2 separate regions of the Homo sapiens genome follow, and region 1 is linked to region 2. The links are chromatin contacts, found by Hi-C in ENCODE. All regions are on one chromosome and are shown on one strand. Each heading gives the region's core, a stretch centred on a gene start or an enhancer-like site at or near the end of the contact. The rest is flanking DNA. Distances are from core to core; before and after follow the strand shown.

Region 1 (3,625 bases), core at 333-2,832, 230 kb after region 2:
GAAAACACAAATCTGGGCTTGAAACGAAAGGAAGGGTAATGGCTGCTGGGGATGGGAGACAATAACCTCTTACGTGAAGTTTATAGTTCTAAAGCAAGACCTTGAGTAACTCAGCCAAACAGTTCAATAATAGTCCTTGATGGAAGAATGTTTTCCATCTTCTGCCACACTGTACAAAATTCAAATACATGTAGTGAAATCATATGTTTTACAGTGAAATAAAAATTAAAGATGTACAAAATATGCTTAAACCACTGAAAATGTGAGCGCCTAAATGATGATAATGATTTTTCTACAAAATTTGCTTTCAAGATTAAAAAAAAGAATGCAATGCTATTAACACACACCTTTAAAAGAAACTGCAGCATAAAATTAGGGAAGGGAAAACAGAGATGAATTACTTAAACTATATTTATTATAAAAACCCATCTCAATAGACTGCAAAGGCTGAATTCCTCTTTGGCAATGTAATTTTGCTCTGTCAAATACTTCACGAAAGTGGATCACAGGTTAGAGTCAAACAGTGCTTGGTTTTGTTGAATATTTTAATATTTTATTGTATTTATTTTTTTTGAGACAGAGTGTCCCTCTGTCACCCAGGCTGGAGTGCAGTGGCACGATCTCAGCTCATTGCAACCTCCGCCTCTTGGATTCAAGAGGTTCTTATGCCTCAGCCATCCAAGTTGCTGGGATAACAGGCACACACCACCACACCTGGCTAATTTTTGTATTTTCAGTGGAGACCGGGTTTCACCATGTTGTCCAGGCTGGTCTTGAACTGCTGGCCTCAAGAGAACCACCTGCCTTGGCCTCCCAAAGTGCTGGGATTACAGGTGTGAGCCACCACACTCAGCCTTCTTGGTTAAAAAAAAAAAAATTAATAGGCCAGGCGCGGTGGCTCACGCCTGTAATCCCAGCACTTTGGGAGGCCGAGGCGGGTGGATCCCAATGTCAGGAGATTGAGACCATCCTGGCCAACATGGTGAAACCCCGTCTCTACTAAAAATACAAAAAAATTAGCTGGGCATGGTGGCGCATGCCTTGCAGTCCCAGCTACTCGGGAGGCTGAGGCAGGAGAATGGCTTGAACCCAGGAGGCGGAGGTTGCAGTGAGCTGAGATCGCACCACTGCACTCCAGCCTGGTGACAGAGACTCCATCTCAAAAACAAAAAAAAATTAATATAGCAATCTCATATAATTTTTTAAGCTGAATTTTTAAGTTAAGCCAATATTTTTGTCCATCTGAAGGAATGCATCACATATATTGTTTAGAAATCAACTATCCAAGCAATTTCTAACATTAAAGAAATACTTGATTTGATAATTGTTCTGCCCCCTTAACTACTCCCTGCTAAGCATCTGAAGGCGGGAGAGGAGGTTAGAGGAAGGTCTGAGTTTTTTTAAAGCCTGAGAAACTGGGACTTCCCTGCATTTCAAAGCACAAAGGCCTATTATTCAAGGAAAGGGGCCAGAGAGGCAGAGAATTCAATTCTGTAGGCCACCGTGTACTTCTTCCTTTCTCCTGCCAAATCAAGGCTCACACCAATCCCAAGTGGACCGCAACAGGGCAACCCTCTGAAAAGTGAAAGCAGTCGAGGAAAAAGAAAAAGGGGCCAGCCAGCAGCCGCGTTCTTCCGAGAGCCTGGGGAGCACTCATTATATGTGAATAGAGCCAGTGAAAAGCGCCTTTGCTCTGCAGCCTTGGAGGGGCCACCAGCTAACGTAGACTCCATTCACGCTCCCATTGTAAATTCCATCTGTGTGCTATCACTTCCTGACCCAGAAACAGGGAAATATTTCGGCCGTAAATTTCCCTAGGAGCTGGCCTGGCTACAAAATCGTTCCCTGTGAAGTTCACCGGCTCCATGAAGATTTGGTAAAGGTTTTTAAGATCATGTTTGCCTGCAATTCCTTCTCATTTACTAAAGGGTCTTCTCCCCATCTCACTGTTTTCCTTCCAGAAACTAGATCCTCAATGAAACTGGGATAGCTATGCCAAAAGCTCTGGGTAAAATCAGAAGCTCTCTCCTGTCTTCAGAGTAAAAGCTTAAAATGTGTGGCTGGCCCAAAGCTAAAGCTGGTCAAGTGTCAATCAGTAAGTTGGCTATTTAAATCTAAGAATAAGTCTGAGAAACTGAGAGTGTAAGAAGAGAAAACAGAAGTGATGTAGAAGGGAGGTTCTCAAACTCTAGTATGCATCAGAAAGACCTGAGAGACTTTCCAATTCAGTCACTCCAGGACAAGGCCTGAGAATGTGCATTTCTAACAAGTGCCCTCTGATGCTGATGCTGCTGGTCCAGGGACCACACTTGAAAACCACTGATACGGGGAGTGACTCCATCAGGCCTCACACATCAAGCAAGACATTGGACATATTCAAAGGCTCAACAACATCTGGATTCAGACTCAGTAAACATATTGTGGTACCCACCTATGGATACAGGCTACATGCTTTCTACAGGTGCTGGTTATGGTTCTTAATCTACTGCACAGTTGTACACAAAATATAACATTTCAATTTCATTTTTAGCCCCTATCCGACTAGAGTGGCAAATATATAACCTCCGCTAATTTGAAATCTTCTTCCCACTTTCAGGGAATGCCTCCAGGTTCTCGGTGTTTATGGAGAATCATGGGAGGGAGAGTGGTGCATTCTGGTCCTTGCTGTTGTCTATCCATGCAGTTGTCTGTTGAAATTGTCAGACAATTTCATCACCTTGTCTGGCCCATAGGCACCAGTCCTCACTCATCACCACCGACATGTCCCTCACCTCCAGCCCAGCACCCTTTCTGGGCCACACTGGGAACCCAGAATCTACCGGCTTACTACCCAGCCATGTCCTTTCTGCTCCACAGGGCTCCACACAGAAAGCAGGGCACAGGGCCCCTCTCTCTGGGGCTGGCTGTATATCTGCTTTCATCACACCTCCTCTTTCCTCCTTCCCCCTGCTACCTACCCCGCTTCTCTGCCCAGAGCAGTGGAATGTTTGCTAGTCTGAGGGGGACTCTCTTCAACCCCCTTGCCCTCACTTATTTTGGCCACATGCAGGTGCCCTCAATAGTCCCCTGAGAACTTAAAGCTTTTGAAAATCAAGCCAGGGCCAGGTGCCGTGGCTCATACCTGTAATCCCAGCACTTTGAGAGGCTGAGGCAGAGGATCACTTGAGCCCAGGAGTTTAAGACAAGCCTCAGTAACATAGCAAGACCCCATCTGTACAAAAAAAAAAAAAATTTAAATAGCCAGGCATAGCAGCATGTGCCTGTAGTTGTAGCTACTTAGGAGGCTGAGATGGGGGGATCGCTTGAGCCTGGGAGGTCGAGGCTGCAGTGACCTGTGATCACACACCTGCACTCCAGCCTGGGTGACAGACTGAGACCGCATCTCAAGAAAAAAAAGAAAGAAAAGAAAAGAAAGAAAGAAAATCAAAGCCAGGAAGATCCTTATTTTGTTTTTTCTGATCTGCCATTTTCTTCCCTGAGTCAATAAGCACAGAATGGCTTGCCTGCTTGAGGGGACAAAACTGAATAAAGGGAGATGCTTAAAAGGGGAAAAAATACATTCATTTTAAATACATACACACACATATTAGTATTTTAGAATTATTATCTTGCAATGCCTGCATTC
Region 2 (3,758 bases), core at 423-2,922:
ACAAGAGTAAAGGATGGTGTGATGTGAGATGAAGTGATGAAGAGGATTAAGGGGATACTTCCAAGGCCTTCTTAGCTTGCATGAATGGCTGGAGACAGCCTTCTAGGCAGGAGGCACGGAGACTGGGGATGGTGAAAAGACTGGTTCATGAAGAGAGAAGCTCGGCCACAGGTGAGCAGGAGATAAGCCTGAGACAGAGGTTGGGTCAGATCACAGAGGCGGATAGAGTACAGGCTTCCTTCAGAGCAGGACTGGGAACTACTGAGGGTTGTTGAGCAGAAGTTTAAGATGACCAGGGCTACGCTTCAGGAAGGTGAAGACACCAGTGAATGGAGGGTGGGATGAATGGGAGGAGCTGGAGATCGGGTTCTTGTATCTCTTCCCCAGGACTGTAAGCCGCCAGAGGGAACCAGCCCAGGCCTCTCTGCTCACCAACTCCCCAGTATCAAGCCCTGGACTGGCCACAGAGTAAATGCTCAGCAAATACTCAATTGCACAAGACTCAAAGGCGTTCTTTCTATTTTTGGCTGGGGTTGATTGGGAAGGGAAATATTCTCAACTATGGTTCCAGAAACTACTGAATGAGGAACTCAAACCAAACTTTTCACCAGGAACAGGAAACCCAAACCCTGTGATCTCCAGCGACACCATACCCAGCCCTTAGGAACCTAAGTGATAATGTATTCGCTCTCACTGCCCACATTTTCCACACTACTTTCATGCCTGCAGGGGTCAGGGTGGCAGGCTGCTTCCTTCATGCACAGGGAGTGTGTGGACAGTGGAAAACGGTGACATGGGGCCAAGGAGGGCTCAGCCATGGCAGCTATGGCTCCTCCAGATTGACGGAGCACAGCCCTGTCTTTCACGCTCAAATAAGCCAGTAAAATGAGGCTGACCAATCTCAAGAGCCAGCCATCATGAATGCAGGGAACCCCAGCCCTGCCTGGTTCCTTTGCCTCTTTGCCTGTAGCTAAAGCCAGTTCAGCTCCCTTAGGGCCAGGCATTCTCTGTCCTGTGTATAGGATGTTTAGGAGCATCACTGGCCTCCACCCGTGAGAGGCCAGTAGCATTCCCTACCCCCAACCCCCAGTGTGACAACCAAAATTACCTCCAGACATTGCCAGGTGTTCCCTGGGGGATAAAACTCCCCCTCTCCTGCCCAATTGAGAAATAGTACCTTGGAACAAGGCTTCCAAGTGGCAGCTTCTCTGGCCTGCAGACATGTTTTGTTTGGCCATTCAGTGCTTTCAGAGCATCTGGATGCTTTCCCAGTGTTGAAAACTCAGGAAATTTCCTGCACAAGTCCTGATTTTCAGCGTCTCTGGTAATTCTAGAAGATCCAGCAATGCCGAGCCCCTGTTTCAAGTACGGTGGCCCCTTCGGTACGGGCTTGTGCTACTGCTGGTCCAGGTGACCACAGTGCCCAGCTTCTCCCTCCACCCAGCCATGTCCTCCGTACAGCCCACAGATGTATTTTAGTTTATGACCAGACACTGGTGAGGTCTCTCAGGAAAGGGGTGGCCTCTTATCCCTCTGTGGTCCATGTTTCACTAGCTTTGATTCCATTTACACGGGTGTTTATTGACTACCCAGTATATACCAGCCTAAACTAGGCACTAACGACACAAAGCTGAATGAGACACGGTCCCTGCTCTCAAGCCTCCCAAAGTGCTGGGATTACAGGTATGAGTCACGGTGCCTGGCCCCATTTGTTGAATACTATCCAAAGTCACTCCCATGTGTTATCTAATTTAAATATTTACAGGAACTGCTATAAGTATTCCCACTTGACAGATAAGTGGGGTGGGCGGGGGGGGGGGGGGGGCTGGAGGCTCAGAATGGCTGAGCAACTTCCCCAAGGTTGCACAGCTAGAAAGTGGCAGAGCCAAGATTCATCTTTTTGATTGGTCTGACTCCAAAGTTGGCACTCATAGCAACTTACTATAATCTGCTTCCTTAGGACCTAGTTCAAGATGCAGACACACAGTGAAAAAAAGTCATCACAATGCTGTAATGGAGATGAGTCCAGACCACAAGGAAAGTACAAAGGAGGCCCTGCCCTCCAGACACCACCTACCTGTCCAATGCACTTTCTTATCACCTGTGCAGAAATCTGCATCTCTGGGCCTTGCCCCAACTTACAAGCAGATCTCATCCTCTTTAGCTACACCTGCTCTGCTAGGAATAAACCAGACATGGTCATGTCTTGCTTCTCCCTTCCTCCTTCTACTAACAGAAGATGAGATGTTGGTGGAACAGGCTCCTGTTTGCCTGGCCACACAAGATCATCAGGCAGGGGCAGGGTCTGACCAGGCTCCAGCTCCTTGCCTTCAGTGATCAGATCAGAGACAAACACGTGTTCCAGGCTAAGCCAATGAAGAATCTTCTTTGGGACGTTTCTCATAACCACACTCTCAGATCATTTCTCCCCGGGGGTTGCTAAAAGGGTCTTCAGGAGTCTTGCACTGCCTGCAGTACCAGGCCCACTACGGCAGACAGCCAGAGCCTTTCCGTCCCTAGATCTAGTGGTGCCTAAACAAGATTCACCTCTGGACTTCATCAGTTTACAGGATCCCATACATTTTCATTTTTGCTTATTTGAAAAAATACTAACGTAATCCATGCTTATGTCAGTCTGTAGATACCGAAATGACCACTGAATGAGACGGCCTTCTGAAAACGCTCCACCAAGCATCAGCTTTCAAAGAGTTCCTGCAAAAGGACTAATTTCCCAACAATTAGAGCACACGCACCCTAAAGACCAGATCCCTGGCTTTAAAGAGTTTCCCACAATGCCGATTACGAAGACCTGCATACAAAAGGAGCTCTGTAAATGCCTGTGGATGAGCTCAGCATTGTGCAGAGCAGTAGGAAACTAGAGAGGAGTAAAGGATGGTCACCCATAACCCTTATTTCTTTGCACAAAAAAAAAAAATCAAGTGAACATTAATTCATGTCAAGATGAAATCAGCTGATGAAGTTCTTGACATACACAGCTCTGAATTAAATCATTTCCTTTGCCATGAAAATCTTGCTCTGTATGATTTGATTTTGTTTTCAATGCAGGGATCATCATGCTTTTTAGGGAAAACTCTCAAAAACCTCACAGTAGGTCCTAAGACTTTATGAGTTACATTTGAAAAGCTCTATTTCTTTTGTTGTTGTTTTTGTGAGATGGTGTCTTGCTTTGTCACCCAGGCTGGAGTGCAGTGGTGCAATCTCAGCTCACTGCAACCTCCATCTCTTGGGTTCAAGGGATTCTCCTGCCTCAGCCTCCCAAGTAGCTGGGATTACTGGCATGCACCACCACACCTAGCTAATTTTTGTATTTTTAGTAGAGACAGGTTTTCACCATGTTGGCCAGGCTGGTCTTGAACTCCTGACCTCAGGTGATCCACCCGCCTCAACCTCCCAAAGAGCTGGGATTACAGGCATGAGCCACCATGCCCAGCCTGAAAAGCTCTGTTTTTAAAGGGCGTGTGTCTATCTCCCTCAAAATAACTCAAAGACGGGTCATTTCCAGAGCTAATGTCATTCTCTATGTCTAAAAAAAAAATACCATCTTAAAATGTTGAGTTTTAAGAACAAGACCTCTCACACACACACACATACACACACACATACGCCCTTTCATTTCTCCCAATGACACCATCCTAAACAATCTTTTAGAAAATTGTAATGCAGGAGTAAGACAGGTGGCCTTTGTTAACTCTCAGTTATCCGTGCTGGGCCTCTCTTCTCCTGTCTCATCAAACCCT

What was found. Hi-C counts contacts between places; a loop is a spot of excess contacts on that map. Pooled maps may share reads with other maps.
Region 1: a loop to region 2 is called in a pooled map, with 2.2 times the contacts of the local background. The contact joins two enhancer-like sites. A Hi-C loop is called at or near these places in 14 of 168 maps with a recorded cell type or tissue (PC-3, Right ventricle myocardium superior, adrenal gland and 8 more), 5 of 37 single-sample maps with no recorded cell type and 18 of 50 pooled maps.

What each region holds. Positions count from the first base shown.
Region 1 is chr3:9,315,494-9,319,118 of GRCh38, forward strand. It overlaps a transcript of SRGAP3 not described here. Among named protein-coding and RNA genes, the nearest start is that of THUMPD3, 46 kb to the right of the region's middle. Within about 2 kb of position 1,583, at least 11 of the 41 ENCODE cell types and tissues checked have a DNase peak (open chromatin) inside an H3K27ac peak, as active enhancers do.
Region 2 is chr3:9,087,484-9,091,241 of GRCh38, forward strand. The region is part of intron 3 of SRGAP3 (SLIT-ROBO Rho GTPase activating protein 3); the gene reads right to left. Among named protein-coding and RNA genes, the nearest start is that of SRGAP3-AS2, 100 kb to the right of the region's middle. Within about 2 kb of position 1,673, at least 5 of the 41 ENCODE cell types and tissues checked have a DNase peak (open chromatin) inside an H3K27ac peak, as active enhancers do.